Linked DNA regions of Mus musculus: regions 1 and 3 are each linked to region 2. A link is a loop called in an ENCODE intact Hi-C map of the cell type or tissue named here. Cell type or tissue: gastrocnemius. All regions are shown on one strand.

What was found. A loop is a pair of places that touch in the nucleus more often than their neighbours do. Peaks named below come from ENCODE experiments on the same cell type or tissue, not always from the same donor. Only the 100,000 strongest peaks of a DNase experiment are listed, where the experiment ranks them.
Region 1: it touches region 2 in a loop (4-fold over the local background); 12 of 42 quality-filtered maps call a loop at or near these places.
Region 3: it touches region 2 in a loop (4-fold over the local background); 26 of 42 quality-filtered maps call a loop at or near these places.

What each region holds. Positions count from the first base shown.
Region 1 is chr10:26,492,930-26,495,429 of GRCm38, forward strand. It overlaps Gm30034 (a long non-coding RNA gene), which reads left to right. Exons shown (of 6, transcript XR_871559.3): 4 at 1,908-1,991. Among named protein-coding and RNA genes, the nearest start is that of Gm30034, 59 kb to the left of the region's middle. In gastrocnemius, a CTCF peak has its summit at 1,523 (motif pointing right); DNase peaks (open chromatin) are centred at 1,533 and 1,780; H3K4me3 peaks cover 218 bases.
Region 2 is chr10:26,994,428-26,996,927 of GRCm38, forward strand. The region is part of intron 58 of Lama2 (laminin, alpha 2); the gene reads right to left. Among named protein-coding and RNA genes, the nearest start is that of Gm40618, 13 kb to the left of the region's middle. In gastrocnemius, a CTCF peak has its summit at 1,324 (motif pointing left); a DNase peak (open chromatin) is centred at 1,321; H3K27ac peaks cover 295 bases.
Region 3 is chr10:26,918,438-26,920,937 of GRCm38, forward strand. It overlaps Arhgap18 (Rho GTPase activating protein 18), which reads left to right. Exons shown (of 15, transcript NM_176837.2): 15 at 1-211. Among named protein-coding and RNA genes, the nearest start is that of Gm30534, 46 kb to the right of the region's middle. In gastrocnemius, a CTCF peak has its summit at 1,301 (motif pointing right); a DNase peak (open chromatin) is centred at 1,336.

The DNA of each region.
Region 1 (2,500 bases), 500 kb before region 2:
AAAAAATGTTATATTGGGTTATCCAAAATATAAAAATAAATACCCATTATCCCCGTGATATAAATAGCTAAACACATAAGTCGATGGACGTGGGGGATGTGGCTGGCTCCTCTAGAAACGCCTCAGTTTTAAGTTCTGTGGTCCTCCAGGGACCACACTTCAGTGTGGGCTTTGCATTTGAATAAATGCGCATGTGCAGGGGAAGACAAGGTAGGTTGCAAGAAGCCTCGCCAGGGCACCGTCTTTAGATGGCCAGGGTGATCTCCTGTGGCAAGACTTGTTGATTTTAGAAATACTTGGTGTCTTGTGGAGAGACTGACATCAGACAAACCAAACTGAGGTGCTGCCAGACAAATACCGCACCAGTTCCCTGCAGAAACGCTGAAGTCTTCAACCATGAGGAAAGCCCAAGAAACAGGCACGAGGAGGGTGAGACACTGGGACTGAGATGTTGTCTTGAGAAGGACCATCGGAAGGAAATAGGAGGAAAAGTCAGAGAGCTGAATAGGAGATGTACTTTAATTGCTAATAAAGAACCAATATTTGCTTTTTAATTGTGATAATTAGGCTTCAGGGACCTTAGATTCTAACATAGGAGTTTGGGTATTAGGGTACATGGAAACTTTCTTCTTTGAATTTATTTTTGTGAATATAAAGCTATTTACATTAGACTTTAATTTAAAAGAAAAAATGAGATATCTAAAATCAGTAAAAGTTGATACGATTACTTTTTTAATTTAAAAAATTAGATCTATTTATTTTATGAGTATGAATGTTTTGCCCGTTGGGTATGTATGGTTACCATGTATGTGCCTGGTGCCTCCGAGGTCAGAACAGTTGTGAGCCACCACCGTGTGAGTGCTAGGAATTGAACCCAGGATCTTTATAAGAGCAGCAAGCACTCTTAACCACTGAGCCATCTCTCCAGTACTGCAATTCTATTCGATAAGTGATAAGAGGAACATAAACACTACAATAATAAAACTGGCATTATAATTTGCTTCTGTTCACTATCTGGTTACTGAGTTAGATATAGCATGCTTTCTAGCTCATGTTAGGTCCTACATCATCTGAGCAATAGGCAGTAATACTGCCAGCAACCGCTGCTATTTCTCTCCTTGTATGCTGTGAACTTTTACCCAGAGCTGCTCCACTACCCACCTGCTCAACCCCAATTTTAAGAACTTGAGACATTTTGAAGTTTTCTAGCCATGTTGCTTATAAATCTGCTGTACCTTTTTTTTCTTTTTTCTTTTTTTTTTTTAATGGACGTTTATGGTACAATCTCATTATTATAATTTTCCTGTTTTGTCACATGTGATAACCAATGTTAGATTTTAAAAATTTCCTATCTGTGGAGTGATTCCTCAAATTTTATGTAAATGTGAAATGATGAAAAGTAAGTAGATCAATGAATTCTCACTTTATGTACTTTGAAATTATGTTAACTCCTTAAATGGAAATCAGTCTTAAAGGCGGAAGGGACAAATGTATTCGAAACTGTTCCTGCTACTGCCACATGGTGGCGCCATGTCAGCTGGTGAATGTTAAACTTTGGCAAACTTTGGATTAGTCTTCAGTTGATTAAGAACTGTTTGATCTGCGCAGGAATGCACAGTTGTGCTCTGGCCTCCATTTCACAGAAGAGATAACCAGAGTCCAGACAAGTAATTACTATTCAAAGTCCACCCGGAGGTCTGCTACTGAACCAGGAGTACAATGTACTTCCTGTCTCTTTGGTCTGGAAGCGCATTTTCTTCGTCATCTCCCTCTACCCGCACCCCCACCCCGCCCCCATGGGTAGATGTGTGTGGGTGTGTTTGAACAAGTGTCTGGGTATGCATGTGGAAGCCAGGGGTCAACTCGGGGATTCTACCTTAATCATCCCCATTTATTTTTTGGAATAGGATGTGTCACTAAACAGAGTTTGCTGATTCGTCTAGACTTCCTGGCTAGGGATTCTCAGAGATCCATCGGAGAGGGGATGGCAGGTGTGTACAAAATATACCAAATCTGTTTTTGTTTTTGTTTCTTTTTCTCTTCCTTTCCCTCTTTCTCTCTCTCTCTCTCTCTCTCTCTCTCTCTCTCTCTCTCTCTCTCTCCCTCCCTCCCTTCCTCCCTCCCTTCCTTCCTTTGTTCTTTTCTTTTCTTTTCTTTTCTTTTCTTTTCTTTTCTTTTCTTTTCTTTTCTCTTTAAGGCATGGGTACTGGGGGATCTGAACTCACTGTACAAACTGAACTAGCATCTATGCCCACTGTATAGAATATATAACAACAGCCACATTTCCACCAAGAAAGGTTTTTGGGTTGTTGTTGTTGTTGCCATGAATCTCATAATATTACCTTCAAGTCCTTTATTATTATTATTATTATTAATTATTGTTTCATGCAATTTTCTTTTGCTGTTTCTCTTAAAGCTTCTATGGCAGGCTTTTACTTAGCAAAATGTTTCAAGTGCAACAAAACCTTTAAGTATCACTGGAAGAATTGACTGGAATTAA
Region 2 (2,500 bases):
ACAGGTGGCTGATGAAGTTGTTTAGAGCCTGGGGTGTGTGAGAATTCATAACAATAACATGCACCCTTGCACGAACTCATCAGCTTTTCAGATCTGAGTTTAATGGCTTCGGGAGGGAGGCAGACCCAGCCAGTGCTGACTAGGTAGGTCCTCTCAAACAGCCTAGGGCAAGCTTTTGTGAGGAGTGTTCTCCAACAGAGTACCTCAGACATGACTTATCAGCACTCGGGACATCTTTATGTGAGAAAAAGCCTCATTCTCTCTTCTCTTGAGCTTGGTCAAAAGCGACCTATATTATGCCACAGCAGGCAAAAGGGCTTAAAAGTGTTTCAGGAAAGCTATAAAATTGGTCTTTATGGAGGTAGTTACTTTTTTGCCTCCCAGGAGATGGTCATTTATAAAAAGAAGACTGGCTGAAATTCATACATCTATGTAAAAGCCCAGTGGGCAGGGCAGGATAATCTATTCACAACACACAGCAATGCCTTTGCTATTACATGGCCAACAAAAGAAGCTCAAATGGTGACTTAATGTCCTGGCCCGAAAAGGCTATTAATAGAGCAAGAATCATTCTTGCAAATACTGTAGTATGCAGCCTTCCTTAGAATTCTCCAAGAGGATTCCATATGTTGTGAGTTCTTGTGGACAGAATTTCACCAAAACATCTCTAAATGTTTACCTCTGAAAACAGACACTAATAACATCAATGGATGCCATGGACTTACGGAACAATAATGTGCAGGCTGAAGAAATCTACCTGTGGGTAATGTTGCTGTTAGTGCTGCCACAGTCACTTGGTCATTCACCAAATAATATGCTAAGATAATATGCTAATATAAGCCATATTTTAATATGGCTACTAGAATGGACAGATGGCAGTTGTGAATAACGGGCGTTTTATTGGCGCTGTATTGTGGAATGTCATGTGACATTCCACAATACAGCGCCAACATGACTGTTGGTAAGCTGGAGAGTTATTGAACAGAGCCACAGCTGAGCAGCAGTCCCCCACACCTTGAACATATTATCAGATTTTCTAGACAGTCATTTCATAAACACATTCAGTTGGAGGAGAGAGGATTTAGCATAGGTCCTTCGACTCCTATGTCATTATATAGCATACTCATATACACAAGAGGAACATGGTGTAAGGGATACGCGTCACTTCTAGGCCCAAGGACATGCTTTTCCTATGTTTTGGAAACAATAATCTCTGAAAAATGCTAAAACAGCAATAACAGCAGCAATAATAGTAATTAAAAAAAAAAAACACCCAGCCTCAATCAATCTCAACATGTTACACTTCCGCCATCTGGTGGTGATGCTTCATAATACATGTAGCACACAGGGGAAAGGGGATAAAGGACAGGATGGCTTGTTTCTGCTTTGCAGGTGACAATTCTGAGGCACACAGGGATATGGGGAGCCTACTAGAGTAGTGTATTTGTCACTGAAGTAGCTGGAAAGGAAGCCATGCTCCTTGCAGTCACAGTCACAAGGAGAGGGGTCAGTTGTCCTAGCAAACCTTCCCACTCTGTTAAAAGTTCAGGTCAGTGGTCATTTCTAATTCCGGTGCAGTGCTGACACTTGTAAATTCATTAACAAATTCAAAGCAATGTATGATTTCTTGGTAAGTGGACTTTGAGTTTAGATAGCTGTAGAGCAGAGATTCCAACGGCATTTATCAAAACGAGCAGCAAGTGATGAGTCATGCTAAAAATTGTGTAATTTCCTTCCTTCATGAGTCAATGATCCCGTTAATAAGTGTGGGCTAAAGTCCCATCTGATGCTTTCCTTCGGTGATCTTTGTGGGTGAATACTAAATAGGTACTTTTTCAGCACTGACTTTGATGTCCTGATGCATACAATGCCTGCTGCTGTTCACTGAATCATGTGAACTCCTTGGATGTGAGCTCCTTGGTGGAACTGGTCATTTACAGGGATTTGTCATAAGACGGCCCCACCTGGGGTGTGGAGAATATGTTTTCCCTTTCAATACATGTCAGTGCCCAAGGCTGACTTATCCTATGGCTTCGACTATCTATAGCTTTTAGCATACTGGCACTCCCGTTGCTGCAGGAACCATTCTCTCTTGCTTTGCTTTTTTTTTTTCTTCTCAGCTCACATCTCTTCAATTTTCTAAGAACCTTATCTGAACTCTTCATTTCTACCAGAATCTGAAAGTGCCACATTCAACTTTCCAGCAAGATTCACATAAAAGAAATGCAACCAACTTGTCGTATGCCAATCCCTGTGGACTGTGCTTATCAAAAAAAGGCTTGGAGTCAATGCTGCAGCCACTCATCCCATGTGAACATATTGATGCATTTCTGCATTGATAAGCCCAGATGCTTATCAACTCCATCCCCATCATTGTAGATGAGTAATATCCACAAACATAATAAGCAGGGATGTCTTTCTCCCCAGATAGTAATGGGCTAAATAATCAGGGAGATAGTACAAGGGACTACTAGACTCCAGTTCTGTGAGATAAGATAAC
Region 3 (2,500 bases), 76 kb before region 2:
GATGGGTGCTTTGGTAGCACTAGGAATGGGTGCTGTGGTTATGCCATGGGGATTCATTCGTGCCATTGCTTTTTGTATTTAAAGAAATGTTATAATTAAATGGATTTTTCTAAACAATCTTCTCTTGGAATTATTACATTACAGGGGTATGTTCACGAGTCTATGTTTGTCCTTTTAAATTATTTTAATAAACAGTCTATTTTCAATGTAATTAAGTCCTATTTACTACTACTCTTTATTGGTTCTATGTTCCTGTATAGATTTTAAATTCAGAAGGCATTTGAGAAAACCTTAATTTTTTTTCAGGTTTCTTCTCCCGCACCCCCTTATATAAATATCTATCCTTTAGGACTTTCAAAACACATTTTTTTATTATAAGAATATATTTATTTCCTGTTTAACAAATTTTTTATTGATGATTTAATGCAAACAATAAACAATTCTGAAGAAAAAAATATGTGCTTGAAACAGTTAGGGCTTTTCAGAGGCAACAAAAGACCAAGAGTCAGGATAGTGATATAAAGAAATGTTTCTAGAACATGTGTCAAATGATTGTTAGCACACTGCCTGCCAGCCCGGATGGACTGGAAGAAGAGTTCCCAGGCTTTGATGGGAAAAATAGAAAGGCTCTTTTATTTTCAGCCATTCCTAGGATTCATGGTCTAAATTCACTGGTACTGAACAGTGTATGTAAACAACATACATATGTATATACATAGCACATATACTATATATATATATGTATATGTATATATACATACACATCTACTTCATATATATACATACATACATGCATACATTTGCTTCTACTTGGTACATGTCCTACATGTCATACCATTAATGCAAATGATTTTACTGTGAGTTTTGTGATATACACACACACACACATAAATATATATGTATTAAGTTTTAATTTTCAGTGAATATCTGTTTGGCTAAGGAAGGGACAGTACTGTGAAAACAGACACATTTGATTTGAGTCTCAAATCTTTGAGCTCTTGTTGCTGATGAAAACTCTGAAAGTCAGTGTTTACCCTGCCACCTATCAGTTGGACTTCCTGTTCCCACCGCCCTTTTCTTGCTTTCCTGCTTGGCCACCTCACTCACTGGCATAATCCTTCAAGGTAATTCTAGTCCTTGTCATTTTCTTTCACTTGTACAACTTTGACTTAGTGTAGTTATGGGAGTTGATATTAAATTCCTTGTTGACCATTTCTGGGAAAAGTCCATTGTTTTCTCAAGTTTGTAGAACTGGTGTACACTTTGTGGTTGTCCTGACTTCCTGCCTGCTTGTCAGTAGGTGGCAGTATTGGGCAGAGATTCCTTTGAGTCCAAAGAAAGACGTTTTAGACATGAACAGGCGTTCATACATATGTTACTACGACTCGGTGCCAGGCACCTACAGCAGTTAGATAACACTGTGGGGTTCTGTTTGAGTTACTTATTCTGAAATTGAAAAAATAATTAACATCAGAGGTGTATGTGTGTGTGTGTGTTTAATGAATTTGTCTGCTTTTAGTCCTTAATCTATTGAATGAATATGTGACATATATCAGACCCAGAATTAAACTTTCAGCAATGTCTTGTTTAAGCAAATGTGTTATGAGGAAAACCAGAAGGATATGGGTAAGAAGTTCAGAAGTAGGACATTTTTGTTTCCATGTATCTTAGTATGTACATCATGTTTCTTCATTCAACAAATTATTAGAGATTCATTTTCTCTCTCATATATATATATATGTATGTGTATGTGTGTGTGTGTGTGTATATATATATATATATATATATATATTCCTCAGTAGACAAAATAATCACAGGCATTGATCCTATTGGAGGCACATTTTAATAATGGAGACAAGTAATGAATTAAACAAAGTAAGTAAACAGAGCTACAGAGTATAAGGAAAGGTGCTGAGGACCTGATGGATATAAAGAGGCAAAGGGGCTAGTAGGACAACGCTGCCTACGGAGGCATAAAATGAATAGTCTCATTGAATAGTTACAACTGAACAAAGACTTGGACAGAGAGGAGATTTTTCTGGTGAATATTTAGAATGGCACTTTAAACAAAGGGAACATTTAGGACCAAGGTCCACCATAGGAATGTGCTTTGTCAACAGTGTCGCTGGAGTGGACTCAGGGCCAGAGAAAGAAAGCAAAGGTCAGAGAGGGAATTGCAAAGGCACGTCCGAGATCATGAGTCTTGGGTTAGGAGGGTGGTAATTCATTGCTTGTGTTAAAACAGTCAGTAAAAACACACTATTGGCAAAAGCTATAGTTGTGAAGAAATGATGCCTCGTGTTCACTCTGTACAGCGAAGGCAGAGCCTTAGGGCTCTCTAGCAGGAGAAAAGACTGCCCAATCACAAGATTTTTGCTTGGCTCTTTGTAGGGTGGAGTCTGGATTAAATGTGCTCTTAGCTAAGATCAAGGGAGGGAATGTGGATTTTTACAGAGAAAACCGGAAATGGGGCCCTAGAACTTCCTGGTGTTGAAGTCTT